2 separate regions of the Mus musculus genome follow, and region 1 is linked to region 2. The links are chromatin contacts, found by Hi-C or POLR2A ChIA-PET in ENCODE. All regions are on one chromosome and are shown on one strand. Each heading gives the region's core, a stretch centred on a gene start or an enhancer-like site at or near the end of the contact. The rest is flanking DNA. Distances are from core to core; before and after follow the strand shown.

The links. A loop is a pair of places that touch in the nucleus more often than their neighbours do. ChIA-PET counts read pairs that join two places held with the same protein, here RNA polymerase II (POLR2A).
Region 1: a loop to region 2 is called in a map of heart, with 2.2 times the contacts of the local background. The contact joins the promoter of Pcgf3 here to the promoter of Dr1 in region 2. A Hi-C loop is called at or near these places in 2 of 37 maps with a recorded cell type or tissue (both heart). POLR2A ChIA-PET finds 5 or more read pairs at or near these places in 3 of 5 experiments (Patski and embryonic stem cell).

The regions. Positions count from the first base shown.
Region 1 is chr5:108,459,332-108,465,149 of GRCm38, reverse strand. Pcgf3 (polycomb group ring finger 3) reads right to left here and starts at 3,891. Exons shown (of 11, transcript NM_172716.5): 1 at 3,699-3,891.
Region 2 is chr5:108,265,246-108,271,176 of GRCm38, reverse strand. Dr1 (down-regulator of transcription 1) reads right to left here and starts at 2,280. Exons shown (of 3, transcript NM_026106.4): 1 at 1,368-2,280. The coding sequence starts at 1,587.

The sequences.
Region 1 (5,818 bases), core at 2,642-5,141, 190 kb before region 2:
TATCTTTGTGATTGACTAATTAGTTTGTTTTTTTGAAGCAGGGTCACACTATGTTACCCAGGCTGGTCTCTAATTTCTGAGCTCTAATGATCTTGTTTCAGCCTCTCGAGCAATAGCAAGGATTATGGGCCTATATTACTATGTCTAGCTAAATTTTATGATAATCAACTCACAGAACTAATGAATAGTTCCAGTTTTTGAAGCATAATGTACTTGCAGCATCCTTCCATTATGAGCAGTGAGATTGTGAGGGTAACAACAGACAACAGGAAACTGACCTTCAACCTCAATGTATTTCCTAAGTAAAAAAAAATTACATCTTCAACTTTAAATCCAATTTTGAACATCAAACAAACAAGGCAGCAAACCATAAAAGGTAATTAAAGAATAACACAGACCCAAACAAATCTTGTTTTAAAACACAAATGATTCTAGTGAGTGTGACCTTGCAAACCTGAGGTGGAACCTCCCAAAGTCCAGCAATGACAGGGAAGTGGCCATCAGGGACAAGAGTATCCAGAACGACCTTGGATAAGTACTCTGATTAGTATTCCACCCCTACCCCAGACCTGGGCTGGGAGAAAGGGCTCCTGTCTGCAGGTCTCTGAGCATAGTATTCCCACAAGGAACAGAAATCCCAACTTTTTCAGAACCTCACATCTTACTATTTTGAAAGTCACTTATAACCTAGTGCATGAGACCTAATGTATCAGAAAAGACACTTTCTCCATATTATTTAAGATGGTTAAGAAAATCTAGAGGGTTGGCTTATAATTTCTTTCAGAATAACTTGCCAAGGCTCTGAGAATACTGGAAAACCCTCACTCAGAGGTTAGATGCTATGCTCCTATATCCACCCCACTTTATCCACAGGGGTCTGCTTGCCAGAGCATTCCAAATAGTAAGTTAACTACCAGGAACCTTTTCTTTTATAGCAGATGCCTCTTAAATGGTATACATGCATGCATTACAATCATCTGAACTTTTATAGTAACATCAAAGGAACCTTATATACCTTATTTAGAGGCCTTATTCTAACACACCATTCTACATACAACAATTTTCTGAGATAGAATCTAACTCTATAGGCCAAATCGGTCTGGAATTCACTACTGTAGTGCAGGTTTGCTTCAAACTCAAACTCACTGAAACTGTCTCAGCTCCCAAGAGCTGGGATTACAGTTGTGAGAGATCATGTTTGCATCTACACATAACTCTTAATTTGTTTATGAAATTTTCTAGGGTATGGGCCACATGATACTTAAAACTTGCTAAGTGCCTGGCTGACAGCAATACTGCAGAGCCTGATCCACCTTCTACTGACCTAACTAGTACCCTGACCAAGGAACCTGGCCAGGAAACCTGAAAAGTCAGGCCTGGGCTCGTCACCTTCTAGCAGAACCAATATCTTAGGTATCTTAGGGCACTACATTCTAAGGTAGCTTGTTATATAGCAACATATAAATAATATAACCCTTCAATACCATTCTATGTTCAGAAATCCAAGCATAGGAAATTGAAGATCACCATCAAACCTAAACAAATGCTCAGTTCTTGTCTAACATTTCACACAGCAAAATACAATAAAGGGCACAGCAAAGAAAAAAATCAGAGGTAAGCGCTCGGTACAAGATTCCCAAGTGTGAGGACACTTGGCAAATAACAACTTTCCACTTTGAACACAACTCAGTTGACACCCATGCTAAGAAACCTAGACTTGTTTTTCCCTGAGAAACCAAACCGTGATGTGGCTCAAAATGAAACATAGAACTGGCCAGCTCAAATATCTCTTAGGAATCCAAACAGCCCAGAGTTTGCTCTCACCCTGTCTCCAGCACTTTTAAGTGCAGCCTGACAGAGCAGAACTTCCACAGAGCAACACAGCCATTGTTGACCACCCAGGTCTGTGTGGGAGCTAGGCCACTCTAGAATGCCTTGCTTTCTTATCTTGAAACATATCAGGTTTTCAGTGAACATCTCAGTACCTGCCCTAGTGTCTCCCACAACAGTAAAAACACATCTCACTTTTCCACAAATATTGTGTTCTCCATGACAGACTGGCTGGGAAGATTTCAGAGAAACAAAAACTCTTTCCTTTCTAGGAGAGAAACAGGAGTGTGGGTGCTAGGTGTTCATCTATTCAAAAGGCCCTCAGTCCTCTCTGCTCACTGCCCTCACCTTCCTACCTATTCCTGGAAGGCCTCCTCCCCACTGGACACCTAGCCTCTAGCCTCTCTACACCACACCCTCAAGACCTGCTGGGAGAGGAGGAAGGAGGGTGAAGGTACAGCCACTGACCTGGGGTCAAGACTAGGGAAAGGCACAGTCCTGTAGGAGCTGGGGAGACCAGACGAAAGGCAACTTGGAGGCTTGGGGCATGAAGCAGCAAGCACAGGGCATGCCCTTGATACCTGAGTCCTTGGAGCCCAGCTGAGCTCCAACTTTGCCTTGCAACTGTGCTGAGAGCCTCACCCACTCTGTAACATCAAGAAGCTAGGGGACCTGTGGGGAGTGTAAGCACTTCATAGCAAAGGTTCCCTGTGGCTGGGCTGATCGAAACCTCCCAATGCCTAGTAGTCTTTTCAGCAGAGTTCGGGGGTCAATTACTAGAGTCCTAGGCCCTCCCTGCCTTAAAGTTCCAACTATTATCTAAGTAATCCCTGAGGACCATCCTCACGGTTCAGCTCCAAGGCTTTCATTTTAAAGGGACCCACCTTTGGTCCTGTTTGTCCTGAAGCCTATCTATATTCTGAACTCTCCTCACAGTTCACCCTCAGGGCCTCAAACTGCTCAAAGGACTGCCACAGTGGTCCAGATTCCTTTGAGCCAGCCTTGATTTCCCAGCTCTCTACAGCCGATTTGTCCCTGGGAGATCTGACCTTCCTATGGCCTTGTCCCAGCACCCTGGCCCTCTGTGGGGTGGTCTCAGGGTCTTAACCCTCCTCTGTAATCTATCATTAGTTGGCCCATCTAAGTGATTCTGCCATTTTCTAAGTCCTGCCAGGTCCTGGGAGCCATTCTTCCTCAATGACCTTTTCTAGACTCTTGTCAGGTCTCTAATACTGACCCTCCCCCAAGTGTCCATTCCAAGAGTCGGGGCTCCACCTGTCCTGGGGTCCCAGAACTATGGGAGAGCTGCCCAGTCCTAAGGACTGTTCAGTGAGTAGCCCTCAGTAATTCTGGCCTGGTCCTGGGTCCTGCCTGGTCTGCGGTCCTGATCCCCCTGGATCCAGCCTGGCCCAGACTCCTGTTCTTCCGGGGTCCTGTTCTCTGGAATCGTGCCTGGTGCCAGGTCTAGCCGGACTGAGCTCCTTGTCTTCCCTAGGTCCTGTTTTCTCGGGGTCCAGACTGCTCGGAATCCACCTCGGCTGCTGTTCTGCCTGGTCTAGGATTCTGCCCACCCCGGTCTAGCCTGGTCAAGGGTCCAGCCTTGTGCAGGCTCTTCCCCGGGTTCTGTCTGGTCCAAGGTCCCTGTCCTCCCTGGGTCCAGATTGTTCCGGGATCCAGCATGGCCCTGGGTTCTGCCCTCCCGGGGTCCAGACCTGCGAGAAGTCCTGGCCTTCTCGCAGGCTTTTAGGGTCCCGCCTCCCGGGCCTGCCGGGGGCGCTGGGCTCGCAGCCTTCTGCCGCCCATGGGCCGAGGCCCGCGGCCTGAGGAGCGGGCGCGCGGGCCAGGCCAGGCGGGGCGGGCTCACTGACCTGCGTCTCGGGCGGCGGGCGAGCGGGCGCACGCGGGGGCTCGCCGGGAGGGGGAGGGGGCGCCGCTCCCTCTGGGTCCCCCCCAAGAGGAGGAGAAAAAAGCCGTGCAGAGTTTAAAACAAAGAGGCGGAAATGCCCGAACCCAGCCGAGTGCGGAGTCGGGGGCGCCGCGGCTGGAGCATGCGCAGTGTGTGGCTCAGCTCCCACCTCGCAAACGAGAGAGGCGGGGCCTCTGAAAGGCGGAGCCTATAGGGGTGGGGTGCAGGAGGGGCCAGAGAGCGCAGGCGCGTGCAGGCAGCAATTGACTCAGGAAGCTGGCTCGGCGAGACAGGCAGGGTGGAGCTCGGGGGTGTGGTCACAGGTGAGAGGTGGGTCAGGAGGCGTGGTCAGAAGCACTACCTGGAGAAACTCCGCCGGGTTGTTCAGGACGCGCGCTGACAGGCAACTGCATGAGTTAGGAACGAAACCGGAGTATCTAGACCACGGGTTTCCTACCCCCATAAACCTTCTGCTTACATTTTTGTCCTTTCTTGGAATCACTGTGGACACAGAGAGACCCTTATGCTGGCCTTTCGGACCGTGGAAACCCACAATTTGTCCGTTGTCCACTGTGCATTGTGACTGGCAGAGGGCATAAACTGAGAAAAGAAAGTCTGTTCTTGTTTGTTTGTTTGTTTGTTTGTTTACTTGTATTTTCGAGAAAGGGTTTCTCTGTGTTGCCCTGACTGGTCTCGAACTAACATAGATCCGCCTGCCTCTGCCTCCCAAGTGTTGGGACTAAAGGAATGCCCTACCATGCTGGACTGGAAGTCTGTTCTTAGGAAACAAAGTGGTTGTGGCAGCTGTATGCTAGACAGGCGGTGGGACAAGGAAGCAGCAAGGTGGCCAACCAGCAGGTGTTTGGGAGAAGGGGCATGCAAAGAATGAGGTTGAAAGGGGTTATCGCCTTTAATCCCAGCATTTGGGAGGCAGAGGCAGGTGGATTACTGAGTTCGAGGCCAGCCTGGTCTACAAAGCGAGTTCCAGGACAGCCAGGGCTACACAGAGAAACCCTGTCTCAGAGAAAGAAAGAAAGAAAGAAAGAAAGAAAGAAAGAAAGAAAGAAAGAAAGAAAGAAAGAAAGAAAGAAAGAAAGAAAGGAAAACAGAATAGGCACCCAGGAAGGCAAATATACTCTACTGAAGCCTGGCAGCCTTTGTATCACAGAGAGACTACTGATGGGGGAGAAGGTTGAGGGAGAGTCCTAGAATAATGGAGGATCTGGTGTTGGTATTAGAGGTAGCAAAGAGGTACTGTTGAGAAGACCATGAGCAGGCCTGGACTTAGGGCACAGATCTCAGGAAGTCATCTAGCTTGACAGACAGCTAGACCCTTAAACCACTTGTCTTCACATGGGCTTGTCATGCCTTAGGTAAGACCATATTCAGATGTCATTCTAGGTCCAGGATTCAGACCTTGCTTCTGTGTCTATCAGGGATACCTTCAGGGAACTCTCGCTTTACACAACCTCTGGTTTCTCCTGAAAGTTGTTGCCCACTTTAGGCCCCCACCTTCCAGCGCTGAAGTCTTCCTCTAACTAACAGCTGACACATTAGAATCCAGCTATGTGTCCCTTCCCCAATCCTAACCCTGTATCCCTAGGTGAGCAGATAGCTTTCAACTAGTATCCTTGTGTTTTGTCCTTGCTCCCTGACTACTTTCAGCACAAAATAGTGGCTTTTATAAAGCATTAATTGGGGGGAAATTCCCTGCTCAAAACCCACCCAGTGGCTTTACCTAGGACAGAAACCAGATTTCTGGAGACTAGAAGAGACCTGAAATCATGTGACTGTCTTGATACTAAGTTCACAGGTACATGTATATATTTTTGTTCAGCCAAGCAAATGAAGAAACCTGAAATTATGGTGCTCAGTTTGATGATAGGGGAGGGAATGCCTTCTTCCTTACTTCTGTCTCCAGCTAGCCTCTCTGGGGTACTTGGTAAACCCTCTGTTCTCTGTAATGATGGTCTTCACATCACCCACCCACCTAGGCTGCTGTCTTAACCCAGAACAGAGTGAACTGACCCTATATCTCTTTTTAAAAAAAACATTTCAAAAGATTATCTTTATTTTAATTGT
Region 2 (5,931 bases), core at 1,031-3,530:
TGGGATTGACTTCTGCCATGCTAAGTACTCAGCCTTGAGAGACACCCTCATCACAGCAGGATGTATTTTTAATCTACCATCAGCAGAGGATAAAGGCTCAAAATTAATCAATTGATCTTCTTGTCAATATTGACGGTGTAAAATGGATATGCTCCATACGAATACATGTGCTCTCTATTTGACATTAACAAGAAAGTAAAATTATTTAACACTTAACTTTATAAAAAGGCAATGGTAGAGAACTACCTGCCGAGTATGATTAAATTTGTTCCTTTTAACTTTAAATAAAAGTAATCAAGAAATTGTTCGCATTTCCAATAGATTATTATAAAACAGAAGTGACTGTCTCAAACTGAATGCAACCTTCTCCTAAGAGTTCATGAAAAACCACAGAAAGTACTTCCCAAAATTTGCCAAGAGCACTTTTGTCTCCTTTTCCTGTAACCATCAAAGTCTCCTAGTCTTTTCCAGCATAAGGAAGAAACTGTCGAAACTTTTAGATGTGCTTTTCAATAAAAGATAAATGTATAAACACATCCAAAGGGGACCAGCAGGCGAGAAGGACCGGCAACAGAATGCTGACTAGCGTGTGTCAGGCCCTACGTTCAAGCCCCAGGACTGTCGTTCCCGCCCTGCCCCAGTCATCTTTTACAAATAATCTTCAAAGAACAATCAATAGTTGGAGGGAGTCAAAAAGAAAAAAATGTGGTGCTCGCTTTGGTTACCTGGTGATGACTGTTCCACCTTCTTAGCGATTTTAAAGCAAAAATATACTTCCTTTTTGAAAAGCAATTAACTTTACAACACTTAACACACTCATGTCAATATTTTTTTTTAACTCAATGCTAGGACCCTTGTGCAAGATTGCTAGATGATACACCACTGACCTCCGTCACCAGCCCAAGGGTTTTTCCTACCCCTGTGTTCAAAAATGAATCTTTTCCTCGATACAGGTGAGGGAGAGGTACTCTCTGACTCAACTCATGCTCGAAGTTCTAAAATTTAACTTTCCAAGAGAGAACTTTGAGTTTCCTTTCTCAGTTGTTATTATCCACGTTTAGCTGTGGGCAGTCAATTCTTGTTGTTTTAAGACCTGATTGGAAACTGTACTAGTGAGGGGTTGCGGATGTCTGTTGACCCTAATGTCTGCACTCCTTATTTGCACTAGCCGGATGAAAACAATGTCAGAAGAATGCTACATAGGTGTTTTCTTAAGGTACAAGCTGTCTCTATGCCGTTTTGACTTTTCATTAACTGTGCTTACTAGTGAAGTGGAATGAAGGCTCTGTGACGCCAAGTGGTTACTCTATTAGCTTGACTGTTCCCCTGATCCTTCATCGAAACCAAATCCCACACAAATCGCTTACCTTGTATAACATGCTCTGGTGAAATTGTCTTCTTTTCTGACTTGTTACAAATCTCGTTGGCTTCAGAAGATATAAGGTGAATGAATTCCGTGCAGCAGTTCACTACCAGCTCTCGGGCATCGTTGGCCACCCGGACATTAGGAAGAGTCTCTTTGATCATCTTATTTATAGCAGCTCTGGGGATAGTGAGATCATCGTCGTTGCCAGACGAGGAAGCCATCGTATCTTCCTGTCTTTCAAGCCCCAACTTTTAAACTCCTCGCCTCTGGTCCACCACTCCACGAAGATTTCTCAACAGGCTGTCCCTGGAGAGGGATGTTGGGGTCCGGGAAGCTCAGAGAAGAGAGTGCAGAAACCAGGAAGGAGGGCTGGAGGGCAGGGAACACCCACTGTGTGAGAGATTTTAGTGGGAATATGAAGGAAAGGTCAGGGGGCTGAGGGTTCTAGGGACACCACTCCCAGGGCTGGAGAACCACCCTGCGTGTCGCCTCAAACGGACTGGCGCTGTCGTCTAACCGAACCTAAACGGCACGGGAGCGCACGCAAGACAGAGGAATACCCGCCCGGCCGCGGTCCCGGGCGGACACTGAGCAGGGTCAGCTCTACAGAGCCGGAGCCCCCGAGGACGCCGCCACCAGCAGCGGTTGCAGCCGCCTCGGCCAAACCATCCTTCAGGCACCCGCGCCGCCGCCTCACAACATGTCTGCCGAAGCCGCAGCTGAGCGCACGCCGGCTGCCTGGGAAACCAAGTGGACCGGGCCGAACACTGCGGGAGCCGCAGCGGCCAAGCGTGTGGCCGAGAGCAGGCTGTGCGAGCAGGAGCGGCGCTAACGGTGGTCTCTCTACGGGCCGGGGAAGGAGGTTTGCCGCAAGCTGATCCCGGCACGCTTTGCGCCACCGGAAGTCGAACTCCCCAGGTCCCACCCGCCCTCCTCGATGGATTTCCGTGTGCACGCCCCGCCCCTACCCCCTCCCGGACGGGCGGGAGCCGCGGGGCTTGGCAGCCCGCAGCTTCCGCCTGCCGCTCCCCCACGCACGGCGACCCGGCGTCTCCTCCGTCGGGCCCTGGAGCTCGCTTGCTCTGCGGGCAGAAGGGCCCGCGGAGGGCCACGTGGCAGGGGAGCCCTGGTCCTTACTAAAGAACTTCCTTTTCCTATCTCCTTAGCTGTCGGGATTAGGGCGCGGAGTGAAAAGAGCAGAGTGGGGAGGACAGGCCTTTACAACTACTTCACAGCATTCAGATCAGAGCTCCCTGTTCTCATTTGTGAGAAAGAAATGAAGCCTTCAAAGAAGTGGCTGTCCTCGGTACCACAAGTGGCTAAGTCAGGAAACTGGTAGTCTGATCTAAAGTAATGAAAATGTTTGGCATACCATGAGCTATGGCCCTCTGCATACTTGCTTTTGAAAGGAAGACAAGAAAAAAAAAAGGTTTATCTTATGAGAGTCCGATATCTGCTTCGTTCCAAGTGATTACTAATAACTAGTGCCACGTTCATCACAGAAATCACTTTTTTTTTTTTTTAAGATAAGCTCAGCTGGGCGACAGTGGCTCACGCCTTTAATCCCAGCACTTAGGACACGACACTCAGGCAGGCAAATCAAGTTCCAGGACAGCCAGGGCAATACAGAAAAAACCTGTCTCAACACACGCAAATCCTCACATACTGTCACATTAATTAATAGTGGAAAGTTGTAACTTTTGAAAGGACTAAGCCAGTTAAATCTACGTGCACAGTTTAGTTCATCGTGTTCTTTGTTGATAGACTGGCAGCTGGACTGTGGCAATGCTTTAAGATGTCTGGTTTCCAGGAGACTATCATTGTCAACCATCCCCTCCTACCCACCTTACTAGATGCAGCTTCAGCACTGAGCTAGAACACCAGCCTTGAGTTAATTTTTTCATTCAACATTTTCTCCAAAATGCTTGCTGGGAACTAAATATTCTTCATTATATCAGTGCTAGTAAGTTCAATCTTTGATTATAAAGAACAAGTTTCTTCTTCAAAATAAGTAAATTTTGGTTCAGATGTATAAAGACCTAGATAAAATATTAAAATCTAGATGGAATGTTAAGTCCTAGGTAACTGTTACCTGGTTAGCCTGCCATTTTGTGCTATTACTATATTATAAGCAAACTTTCTCATATGGGAGTCATGTCTACAGAGTGCTTCTGAGTTCTCCCAAGCCACTGTCTAAATTGTTTATACCTGCAACCCCAGCTTTTCTTTATTTTATTTTATTTTATTTTATTTTTGCTTTTTGAGACATGGTTTCTCTGTGTACCCCTGGCTGTCCCGGAACTCTATAAACCAGGCTGGCCTCAAACTCAGAGAGACTTGCCTGCCTCTGCCTCCCAAGTGCTGGGATTAAAGGTCTTGGCCACTGCAAATGAGTTCAACTCCAGGTTTGAAGTACAGTATTTTTAACTTTAAAAGTTCACAAGATTTTAAAGATGAAAAAGAAGTATAAAAACATAAAGGAAAATGTCAGTAAAGACTTTACACATTTAAAGGACTATTGTAAATGAAGTCACATGGGAAAATGGTACAGAGAAATATTTCTGGAAAATCAAACTAGTAGGAGTCAGAAATGGTGGCACCCAGCTGCAATGCCTGCATTGGGGAAGATAAGGAAAGAGGATTGATAACTCAAAGATGGACTCTGGACAGCATAGTACAGCTGCAAACTGTAAGGACATAAATGAAAGAGGTGATATCACTTTGTTAAAAGGTCAAAAAGAAATGATATGTGTCAACAAGAAGCTAATGGGGCAGAATGGGGAAGGAAGGCTTTTCATGTAGTGGTAAAGACTAAAGAAGCAAATGGCAAAACAGCTTGAGAGAGAGGCAAGGGCAGTGAAAAGCTGTAAAAACCTGAAGACACACGTTCAGTGGAAAAGCAACAGCAGAGCAATTGAAAACATATTTTTAAAGGTAAGGCCCAGCATGATGGTACAGGCCTTTAATCCTAGCACTTGGGAGGCAGAGGCAGGTAGATCTCTATGGGTTTAAAAGTTCAAAGCCAGCCTGGTTCAGGGTGATTTCCAGTGTAGACAAGACTACCAGAGAAACCCTGTCTCAAAGAAACAAATATAAAAACAAAGAAATAAAAAATCTGGAAGTTACTGTATGTGTTACTGTATACCTATAATCCCAGCTCTCTGGAGGCTGAAACACACACACAGACACTTCCCCACCCCATCCCCCAATTTAAAGCCACGTTGGGCTACAGTGTGAGTGGAAACCAACCTGGGCCACAGCAAAATCTTGTCTTGAACAATATCAAACAGCAACAACAACAAAAAAGAGGCCTAGAATTTGGAAACTGTTTCTAATCAATTCAGTTGTCACTGTTACACTTCCAAGTGTCAACTTTGTAACTAAGTTTTTTAAAAAAATAACAACTTGAGGTGATAATCCCTTCATAAATGATAAATTTAAAATGTGTTGTTACATGTTTTAAATGATTTGAACCTTGAGTCTAATTCAGTTCTGCTGTTTTGCAGAACCATTTGCAGGGCCAGAAAGCCTGGCACTGTGATCAATCCATAGTGGAAGAAGAGAACTGATTCCCAGAGTTGTCCTCTGATCTTAATTTGTGTGTTATAGCAAACACAGGTACAGACACACACACACACACACACGCACACACACACACACTCACTCACTCACACACACACATACTCTCTCTCACACAAAGAGAGAGAGAGAGAAAGAGAGAGAGATTTAAAATTTTAAAGCATTTGCAGCTAGGCATGATGACACATGTCTATAATCTTAGTATTTTGAAGGAAGAAGCAGAAGAATTGGGTGTCCAAATTCATTATCAAGTACACACAGTGAAGTGGAACACATTGTAATCTATCTTACACATGTAATTAGTTCCAGCACTCAAAGTCAGCCTGGCTATTGCCAAGACTTTCTACAAACTAATGGCAAAGTCCTGTTGCTGAAGACAACACCTAAACAACTCACTGAACATGGAGAAGTCAATCTAGTATCTACCTAGCGCCTTCACCCCAACTGATCAGTGTTCATGGTACTGGAAGGGACTCGGCATGCTACCAGAGGAGAAAGGTAAACACCAACCCAGCTACAAACACTTCAGTCTACAAATATGACTTGATTTGCAAGATATGTTAGTGCCATACAGGCACAAAGTTTGTGGGAGTAACCAACTAATATCTGATTTGAGTTAAGGCCCAGACCAGGAGATGGAACCCATACCTAATGCTACTTGGGTAGCCAAGAATCTGAGACTAGGTAGTCCAGGGACCAAATATTCTGCTAAAGGAATATAGCAACAAAATTACTCCTAACAACATTCTGCTATACTAGTAGATCTGTCTTGCTCAATCATTCTCAGCAAAGCTTCCTCCTACAGCAGATGGGAACAAATACAGTGACCACAGCCAGACAGAAAGTAGGCATAGGGTAAAAGACCTTGGAACATTCTGCACTAAAAGGAATGTCTAGGTCCAATCCCTCACTCCAAGGATTAGGGAACTCTTTGGAAAAGGAGGCAAGAAAGAGTGTAATAGCCAGAGGAAATGGGGAACACTAAG